2 separate regions of the Mus musculus genome follow, and region 2 is linked to region 1. A link is a loop called in an ENCODE intact Hi-C map of the cell type or tissue named here. Cell type or tissue: gastrocnemius. All regions are shown on one strand. Region 1 has its middle 8.8 kb from the start of Gm36388. Region 2 overlaps Gm36388 (a long non-coding RNA gene).

What was found. Hi-C counts contacts between places; a loop is a spot of excess contacts. Peaks named below come from ENCODE experiments on the same cell type or tissue, not always from the same donor. Only the 100,000 strongest peaks of a DNase experiment are listed, where the experiment ranks them.
Region 2: a loop joins it to region 1, with 6 times the contacts of the local background. A loop is called at or near these places in 3 of 42 quality-filtered maps.

What each region holds. Positions count from the first base shown.
Region 1 is chr1:187,658,111-187,663,110 of GRCm38, forward strand. It overlaps a transcript of Esrrg not described here. Among named protein-coding and RNA genes, the nearest start is that of Gm36388, 8.8 kb to the left of the region's middle. In gastrocnemius, no CTCF peak of the experiment used is centred here; DNase peaks (open chromatin) are centred at 3,005 and 4,130; H3K4me3 peaks cover 1,256 bases; H3K27ac peaks cover 1,249 bases.
Region 2 is chr1:187,606,637-187,611,636 of GRCm38, forward strand. The region is part of intron 1 of Gm36388 (a long non-coding RNA gene); the gene reads right to left. It also overlaps a transcript of Esrrg not described here. Among named protein-coding and RNA genes, the nearest start is that of Gm46176, 41 kb to the left of the region's middle. In gastrocnemius, a CTCF peak has its summit at 2,600; DNase peaks (open chromatin) are centred at 26, 579, 695, 2,069 and 4 more places; H3K4me3 peaks cover 1,730 bases; H3K27ac peaks cover 673 bases.

The DNA.
Region 1 (5,000 bases):
GTCTTATGTGCTTGTTTCCTAGGTTGGATCACAACAGCTGGTGTGACCCATTGACACACCAGATATAAGGATAGTTGTCCTATTGTGATACAAGAGATACACATGACAGACAGTATTCTTCACTGTGTATACATGTTCTACACATGGCCAAGCAATGCCCTTCAATGTGTGGACATGGGGGTTGGGGGGTCGATCTTTAAGGCATTGCACATGAATCTACAGGTTGGATGGGTAGATGCAAACTCTTGCAGAATGGCTGAAACGGGTTTTGAGAAATTTCTAGGAATTTTAGAGACAGCAAAATAGAAGCTTTACTTTCTTGAAATAGATTGCATTGTTGTGAAGTATGTGGTCTTTGTGAAGAGTTGGGTGCAGTCTTTGTTGTCGTTGGGTTGTTTTTGTTTTTGTCTTTTGGTCACTGAAATTCATTAAATGTAGGACTGAGGGAAAATGGAGAGAGATAAAATAGGCCAAGATATAAGACATAACATATAAGAGAAGACAAGATACAAGGCTATTGCAGGTAGAAGAGGTATGTGTGTGTGTGTGTGTGTGTCTGTGTGTGTCTGTGTGTGTCTGTGTGTGCGTGTATGTGTGTGTGCATGTGTGAGTGTGTGTATGTGTGTCTCTCTGTGTGTGTGCATGAGTGTGTGTATGTGTCTGTGTGTGTGCATACGTGTGTGCATGTGTGTGTGTCGTGCATGTGCCCATGTGTGTGTCTGCATGTGTGTGTGTGTGCATATGTAAAATCACATGGCCTATTTTTACTGAGCTGTGGGATGTGAAGGACAATGTGAGCTCATGCATAGTGTCTCCTGCCTGTAGTCTCAGCATGTGGGAGGTTGAAGCAGGAGGGTTACCTTAAGCACCAGGGCTATAGAGTAAGACACTGTCTAAAACAAAGCAAAACACAACACAACAATCAAAAAACCAAAACAGAACAAAACAAAAATATACAAACAAAATCTACCCAAAAAGCCAAGGGGAATTAATACAGATAACCCATTTTCTGTCTTCCCTTGAAGGGACAACTGTGGAAAAGACTTGGAGTTAGGGGCCCAGTTCTTGCTGTAGAACTTCTGCTGGGCCACTCACTAAGTTGTGTGATGTGGGTAAAATTTTCATTCCCTGAACCTTTGTCATTTGTGAAAATGCAACTAATCAAAGCTTCTCAAGATGGCTGTGAGAGTTAAGTGGGAATTGTTGGGCCGGCCTTGTCTGGCCAGGTCTCTGATCATTGGGGTTAAGTTGATCTCATTGAGAGTCTCTTTCTTTTGGTACTTTTCTTGCTTCCTGTGGAGCAGGCAGAGAGGGAAGAAGCAGAGAGTAACACATAGATGGGCAGCAGCAGAATGCATGCGGCGAGCCAGCTGAGCACTCCATAGGCATGGTGATTTCGATGTAGACCATGCCAGTGCACCAGCATCTTTATTTACTGCTCTCCCCCACCCCAAGAAAGCCAGTTCTTACCCAAATAAACCATCAAAACCATTGCAGGACAGCAAAAATAGGCCAGATGATTTTACACACACACACACACACAGACACACCACATCCCTTTTCTACGTGCAATATTCAGTGATAGTTTTGTTTCAAACCTTACCTGTCATTTGCACCTTTATTGTAGCATTGATATTAATTTGAAATGTATGCATTTTGTGAAGGCTATAGGAATTGTTTGGTAATAAATACTTAAAAAATGCTTCTATAAATTGCATTTGAAAAACATGTCTTATAAGATTAGAAGTAACGAATGGGAGGTCAGTTGACTCCATGGCACACATGTCTTTAGGATATTTTTATGAATGATTCAATGATATTAAGCCTAGCCAATTTTGCCATTATAAATGAACTATATTCCAAAGCCTATGTTGAAGGAATAGGTAAGAAATTTTTCAAGAAATGGGCTGTTTGTACAGACAATGCACTTAAAAACACAGATTCAGAGAATTATGTTTGGATTCTATCTGAAACTGGGGCATCCTTAGCTGACTGGCTTCCCAGATAATGATGGGCAGAAGCCTGCATTTGGTGATCTGTTAAACCTAGACACTCAGTAAAAGTAGAAATCAAAAATGTTGTGAGACCCAATTTGTCCTTGAAAGCCAATTGCTGTTTGCTTTTGTCTAACCCATGAGGTCCTCAGTCTGGAGTAGATATGTGCTAAACAAGAGGAAAACAAAACCCAGGAAGCTTAATTGTGGGTTTGGCACCGCGACCGTTGACGGACGTATGATTATTTGCGAGTTGCAGATGAGCTTCTTGCCATCTGCGTTGAAAGCTGCCTCTGAAACTGGTCAGTGAATACAGTCAGCCCAGCTCAGGTTTCTCTCCCATTTAGCAAAAATGTATTGACCACCCTGTGCCTTTACCATCACGATAGGTCAGTTAGCAATGCAGCCTCATGCTTAAGAGATGGCCTCTGCTTTAAGACATCCATGCTGCCTTTAGGGAAGTATACTAATCATTACGGTGACAGCATTGCAGGCTGGAGTCACAGCTCAGGGATGTGGGGCCTAGCCCTATAAACAGCAAACAAACAAAACTCAGGTACAGAATGAGAAAGAATTGTATGGAATATGACCAATTCATGCAGATCCCTTAAGGAGTACTTGGGCGCCCCCAGAGAGCCCCATTGACACCCAGGCTTCAGGCTACTCGGTGTGTCCTATTTAAGATATGTTCTTTCCTCTTATTAGTTGGCTATAGTCTCATCTGGTTCATAAGATAGTCAAATGAGAGGAAGAGACTCCTTTAGTTTTTTGTTTGTTTGTTTGTACGTACTGGAGATGGACTCGGGGCATGACGTAGGCAGGCCACTCCCTGTTCTACCAGCAAGCTACCTCTCCAGGCCTGAGAAAGAAGATCTGGAAATGCTCTTGAGTGGTTCAATAGGGGCTGCAGGGATTATGGGACAAGAGGAAGGAAGAATTTACTCTTAGGGACCTGCGCTTTGAGGGAAGGTCCTGTGTTGTGATTGACTTTGTGCCCACAGTTTCTGGCACTGTGCCTGACTGCGAACAGAGGCTCAGTAAATGTTTATGAATGCGTGAGTGCCTGGCTCTGCGGTCCATCCCCAACATATGTTAGCCTTTAAATCTTCACAAAAAAAATCTTGAATGGTGGTGAGATTGCATTCCTTTCATAGATGGAAAAAAAAAAAACAGCGGATATTTTGAGCAACTGTTGATCTTGTGTGGTGGAGGGGTAGTGTCGGGATAGAAGTTAAACCGGGCATCAGGCTGACGACGTCCTGGCATGACAGGGCCTGACTGGCACACCGGAGTGCATTGTTATTGTTCCTAGACTGCAGTGTGGCTGACGTGCAGTAAGAAGACTTTGACAATAGTTCACCATTTTCCCAGGCAGATCTGGGCCAGGCTTAGGACAGCAGTGCTCTCGGTCAGCACGTCTAGATTTCGGTCTGGAAGGACCCGCTCCTCCCTTTCCTCTTCTCAGTCATCTCGTAGGAACTTCACGGGGGTCTCAGACAAAGGGGTAGAGAAAGAAAAACGGAGGGAAGTACACTTTAAAATATTGGATTAAGGATCCAGGGATGTGGCTGTGCCAGTGAAGTGCCGTCCGTACAAGCATGGGGGCCTGGGTTCTGATTCACAGCACACTTGCCACAAAGCCAGAGTAGCACCACACACCGCTGCACTCTCGGTGTTAGGGAGGCAGAGAAGGAGGGTCCCAGGGACTAGTGTGGCCAGTCACCTAGCCAATCATTGAGTCCAGCTTCAGCGAGAGACCTTGTTTCAAAAACTGCGGTGTAGAGGGATTGAAGAAGGCACTGGACATCTATGTCTGGCCTCTGGATGTATATGTGCACACAGACAGGTAAACACGTGCACACACTATAAGCAGATATAAACACATACACACAAGCACAAACTGGATTAACTGGGAAAGTTCTGTTAGCCTATTGGACATGGTGGGTGAGGGCAGCTGAGACGGAAGCTTTGTGCAGGGAGCTGTGTGTGTGCCTTGCTCTGGTGCCACGTCCAGCTGGTGCCAGTCTTCGGTTAGCCGGGTCCTGTGCTGAGTAGCAGAGATGAGACCTGGCGGAGGGGAGACTCCTTCCACACTTCTCCCTGACCTGTGCTGGAGTCCGCTGGGGTGAATTGTGTGAAGTTGTCAAAGGTTGCTCTGCTCTCCAGCACTTGGCACGGGCTCCTCTGAAATGTGATACCATTGGTTTTCAGTAAAGGTTCCTTTCTGCAGGGCTGCAAACAGCTCAGCTGCTACCCTGTACACACAGCCCCGGAGCAGAGCGAGCAGCACCTTCCCAGCAGCCTTTTGAACCCGAGACTCTCCCAGATCCCCTCTTCACCCAGGAAGTTTCCTCTGTGTTGTCAGATTTAGCACCAGACTCCAGTCATCAGATCCGAGCAGAGCAGACTCCCCGCTGCACAGTACAGAGGCTTGCTTAAGACATTTGTCCTTGAAACTGCACCAAACTCTTGGAAGAGCCCAGAACGTGTAAGTATGTATGATTTAGGCAGCAATGGGACAAGGCAAAGCTGCAATCAACCATTATACAATATCCGATTAGCAGTACAGGAGGGATTTTTTCCGACCTTATGTTACATTCAGTTTCAATTCGTTCTGAGGCAACAGATCAATTGTAGCCTCTGATACAGTGACTTTGCAGTAGACGGAGGTTGTAATATCTTAGCTCTAGCTATTTGCCCTTCTCAGTTAGCACATAGATGTGGCTCGTGGGCCAATTATTGTGGGCATTAAACTATACAACTTCTCAGTTTTTATTAGGGCCGATAATTGTTGGTCTTGTCCATCTTGAGGAACAAGTTAGCTCTGGGGGGGAATGCTTTTAAAGAATTAACTACATAAATTCCTGGACAATGGAATGAGTTTGTACTGTGCTTCCTCTCCATAAACTGTACCAGTCTGCAGTTATAATTTACTCATAGCATATTCCTCTGAGGTTCGGTTTTAATTGAATCCTATTCAGTGTTTGTCTGGTGTCTGACGGTCCT
Region 2 (5,000 bases), 51 kb before region 1:
CACCCTCCTTGTCTCCCCGAGGGGCTGGAGCGAGAAGGAGATGAATTGGGGTGATGGCAAGATAGCTCGACCGGGAGATAATCGTTATCAGCAGGATTTTTCTTCCAGTGATGGGATCTACAGAGATCTATCACGCTAGGCAGCTTTTCCCCCCCCCGGGCATAAAACAATAGGCGGGAACCCGGCAATGGGGGCAGCCATGGGGACGCTGTCTGTCCGTCCATCAAGTTCATCACCCTAAGGCCCGTTTTCCTACAATGAACACACTCAAAACAGTCTGGAACACCCACACTCTTCCTGCAAGTCTTCCCAGCTTTTCTCCTTGCACCACCTCCTCAATTCCAAAGCCTGGGATATTAAGGCAGGATGCAGGAGGACACCTGCGGACCTGATGGGGTTGGGGCGGGGAGCAGAAGACGGTGAAAGATGCTCCCTTGGTGTGGACTCACCAAGGGGTCGCACAGCCTAGAGATAGTCTCACAGCAGCCTGAGAACCTTAGCCCACAGCAACAGCCCCGGGGGGTGGGGGTGGGGGACTGCCCTGTTGGTGGCAAGGCTTCCCAAAGAGGAAAGGCAAGGCGAGTTGGGAGGAGGAGGGTGAGGGCGAGAGTGAGGGTGAGGGCGGGCTCGGCTGGAGGCTGTGAGCTCTAGGCCCAGCTCCCAACCTGTTCAGTGACCGCGGCGGGAAGGCCAGGACAGGTGCGTATCATTGGGTGCGCAAGTCAGGCGGGGGATCCCGCGTTTCCTGGCTTCTGTCCCAGTCTTGGGGCGCCTTCAATGTCTTTCTGAGCCCAGGCAGGGGCCCGGGACCAAATGGCGCCCGGGAAGGACTTCTACCCCACCCCCACCCCCCAGACAAGGAAGGATGTTGAGGCGGCCGGCGCGGTTGTGTCCAAAGCTCGAGTGGGAGGGCAGGAGCACAGGCTTGGCAGAGGCTGGCGGAGAGGACGCGCACACGCTGGCCTAAGTGGACTCGTGGGCTGTGGACACTGTGGGACGCCCAATACTCCTTAGACCTTTGTCCTTTTCCGTTGGGTCCTAGCCAGGTTGGACTCTTGGGCAAATGCGTTTAGGGATCCTGAGGTGACAACTGACAGGATGGGCTATTGGAAAGCGCAGTTGAGGACAGTGACATTTACCCACGGAGGTTCCCAGCTCGCAACCCGCACCGAGGACATTTGACCTTTTCGTTGGCAGAGGGAGGGCGGGAAGTTGTTAGGGGAGGTGGGCTATGGGGGTGCGGTGACTGCAAGCTACTCTTGCAGCTACAGGCCTCCTCGGGCTCAGTGGGCAACGCGATTCCGCAGGCCTCTTCCCAAGCGAGCAGGGCAGACCCTGTTTACCTTCAACCCTCTTCTTCCCGCCACAATTCGCACAGCAACCTACGTTTCTACTTCTTGTGACCCTGGATCCCTTCTTCTGTGCAGCATCCCTCAATGCTTTAAAGCTGAAACCTCGTGAGCTTAGGGGGCTTGGAGTGTGTAATGTTTCCTGTCTGCAATGATTTAATCTTTGAGGAAACAAGATAAAAATGAATATCGAACTAAGACATTCACCTCCGCCCATATCCCAGCCGGGCCAAAGGACCCGAGAAAGGTGAATGCGTGCAATGAGCTCGGTCAATTAGACAAATGGCCCTGTTCCTGATGTCTGGTGTGAACCCATGGGAAAAGGCATCTGCTTCCAGGGGCAGTTTAGATTGGAGAGGGCTAAGCGAGGAGGACCCGCTGGTGCCATTCCGTAGCCCGGCTGCTAGAAAAACCTGCATCTGTAAAGCAAGACACCCCCCACCCCCCACCCCCCAACTTGGCTCTCCATGGTCCTTCCCGGGGCTCAAAGTTCAAGAAAACTAACCGAAAGAGGTCGCTCTCACTGGAGGTCGTTGTTGGGTCGGGAAGGACAACCCTGCCCTCCAGGTTACCCTGGTGGCTTCTAAATTCACCCTGTTGCAATTCCTTCACAGATGCGGGATTGCCCAAATTTCTGTCCCGGTACCTCAAGTGAACCCCGAGTCCTGGCAGTTTTCCTGTCTCCCTAAGGGCTAAGGCTCGCCCAGTCCTGGGGGAAACCCGCCCCGGGCCTTCTCCCTCTCTCAATACTAGGAGGATTTGCCCTTCCTGGCTCGTGAGTTGGCAGCGAGTCGGGTGAGGGGGCAGTAGGGGAAAGCATGAAGCGAAGCAACAAAACTACTGGAAATTCTGGAGATATTAAAATGCAACCGGTGCCAGGAGCCTGAAGAGGAATGTCGGGTCTTTTCCCCAAGGTGTGTGGGTGGGGGTGGGGGAGGGACCTTCACACATTTACAATCGCTCTTCTCATTTGTTAGCTGACTCAATCTAAAACTTTGCTATTTATAGTCTACGCCCGGCAGCCCGAACCCCGTGCCCGATTCCTGGTGCGGAGTGCGAGAGGTTCCCGCGGCGCCTGGCGGACAGTCTCGCTGGCCTCCGGTGACTTGTTTTGTGTTGGTTTTCCCCTCTTGCAGCCGGCGACCAAGCGGACATCCTCGGGGACCCCCAAAGCCACCCACTCCCGAGAGCTCGGAGAGCGGCTCTGCACGAGGGACCTTGTGAGTTGGCGCCCAGCCTCCGGGTACGCGCGGGAGGCGCTGTCGCTTGCCGCGGCGACCTCGCCGGTCGCGTTGTCCCCAGCTTTTGTCCCTTCCGACCTCCAGCCGGGCGCTCTAACTTGCTCTTTTCTTGCTGTCACACATACACCCTTTTCATTTCTGTGCGCACCCCCTCGCACCCCAGTTCCTCGCTCTAGCCTGCTGTCAACTTAAAGCCGAGTTTGCTTCTAGACTCTAGAGAGAAAAGAGGCGAACGGCCTTTCGGCGGGAGGCGGGTGTGTGCGCGGTGCGTGCGGGAGACTGTGCGGGGCCGGTCGGGGAGATTCCGATCCGAGGGCGCCCGGATCCCGCCAAGTGTGTCCTCCAGGGGGGAGGGGACGAAGTGCGTCCATCTGAGGACCTTGCCCTCAGTCACTTTGGCCGCGGCGCCCGCGTAGCCTGACGGTCTGGAGCCACTCGGCCGCCGGCCGCCGTGCGATCACTGGTTGGTCTTAATCATAGCCCCTCGAATCACCACTGAGCAGAAGAGAGAGGAAAGAAAGGAAAGCTGTGGTCCGGGACTGGTCAGAAAGAGTCAGGGTAAGGTCCCCCAGCTCCAGCCAGGCCCACTGGACTCTATCATCCATTTTCCAACGAATGGATGCAGGTAGATCTTGCTTAAGGCGGGACAGATGGTGGCTATGGGGAGACCTTGACCTTGTCCTTTTTCCCCTAAGCGTCAGAGCCTCAGACTAGGTTTCTATGGTGTTAAAAATCAAGAGTCTGGAGGTAGTGAGTCTGGAAAGCTTTCCCGACCCCGGGGCGAGACGAGTTCTCAGGCATGCGTGGACGTGGACTGGCGGGCTCTGGGTGGTTGTATGCTCTCAGCCTCGGTCAGACACTCTTTCCCGCAGGCGCGCTGTGGCCCGCTTGTGGCTCCTTCCTGGTGTGTCAAAGTGTCCTTTGCAATCTTGGCAGAGTCACGGTCTAGATGGAGAGCGATGCAGGGAAGGTTGTGACAGCAGAATACTGGTCTCTTATCAGTTTGGAGGAAAACGAGAGCGCGGGGAGTTAGGAGCCAGGAAATGTACAATCTGGGATCTGCGCCCCTGCCCTGCTGCATGTCCTTGCCTAGTGCCCCCCCCCCCCCCCCCCCCCGTGGCAAGCACCTCCAAGCAATTCGTCAATTTCCCCTAGATATACTGGATCTTACTTTTAGGATCCTTCCTGGAACTCGTCCCGCTCAAGGTTGCCAAGGCTGCTTTGGCAATAGACTAGGGAAGGACGAAGGCTAAGCTCAGACTTTTGGTGGTGCCCTATGAGTGGGCCTTCTCTGCACTTCAGAATTTCCCCACTGCCCACAGAACAAAGGGATGGCATGTTGGGTGTTGCCAGCCTCCTGCCCGCCTCCCTCCAGTCTGCGCACTGCAGGACCTGTCTGGTTCAGGCTGGATAGTGGGTGCCCACACCTAGTTCTGATCTGCCCAGATTTTCACCCCAGCCGGCTTGAGACAGTTGGCAGTTCCTCTGCCAAAAGCAAAAGCCAGTTTCTGCCACTATCCCCATGCAGATCTTGGAACTATGGTTAGGAAACTGGTAGCATTGACACTTACTGTACAAATCTGCGAGTAGAAGCCCTGTCTTAATCTCTCTTCCACCTACCTCTCTCCTATCCCTCCCAAGATGCCTCATCTGAATTGTCAGAGTGACTTGCCCTGTGCCTAAAGGGAAGGAGAGAGGGAGGGAGGGAGGGAGGGAGAGAGGAAGGGAGGGAGGGAGGAGAAAAAGAAGGGAAGGACAAAGAGGAGTCAGGCACAATGAAAATAGTCAGGCCTCTGTAAAACAGAATGGCCCTTTGCTGGTTGCTTTCCTTCTGCATGGACTTTGAAAGGAACAGAAACCTTAGAGAGGGCAGTGGCCACCAATAAATCAAGTCTTTCCTTACCCCCAGGACATGAACCTTTCCTATCTGTCCCTTGCTTAGAAGACACCAGTTAGAGATGGAGAAAGCCAAGCACCCCTCCTGGTTCTTGAGCTTGAATCCAGCCCACCAGGCTCCTGGACCTCCCCAAAGCATTTGGCTTGTATCAACTTTGTGATCCGCAAGCTCCTCCAGGCATTTGGATATGACCTTACGAAGCTTTGCTTTGGCATAACTTCATGCCATTGTGCTGTTGCTGGAATCCCTGGCTCCTGTGCTCCCTGGTGCAGGTTCAGGTCTGTCTTCTGCACTTGTCCTGAGATGACTTCCAACCTCCTGGGCCTTCCCCACAGGTCTTTAGTGAAGAAGTTCTCCTTCAGAGTGCGAAATATTCGTGGCATTTCCACTAAGCAGATAAGACCAGAGGAGGACCAGTCAGGGTAAGAAAGGTAGTGGGCAGGGAGACCTGTTTGCTTCCAAATCAATAATGAGTGAGGAAGAAGTGTTCTTCTCCAATATGGCCCATTTTCA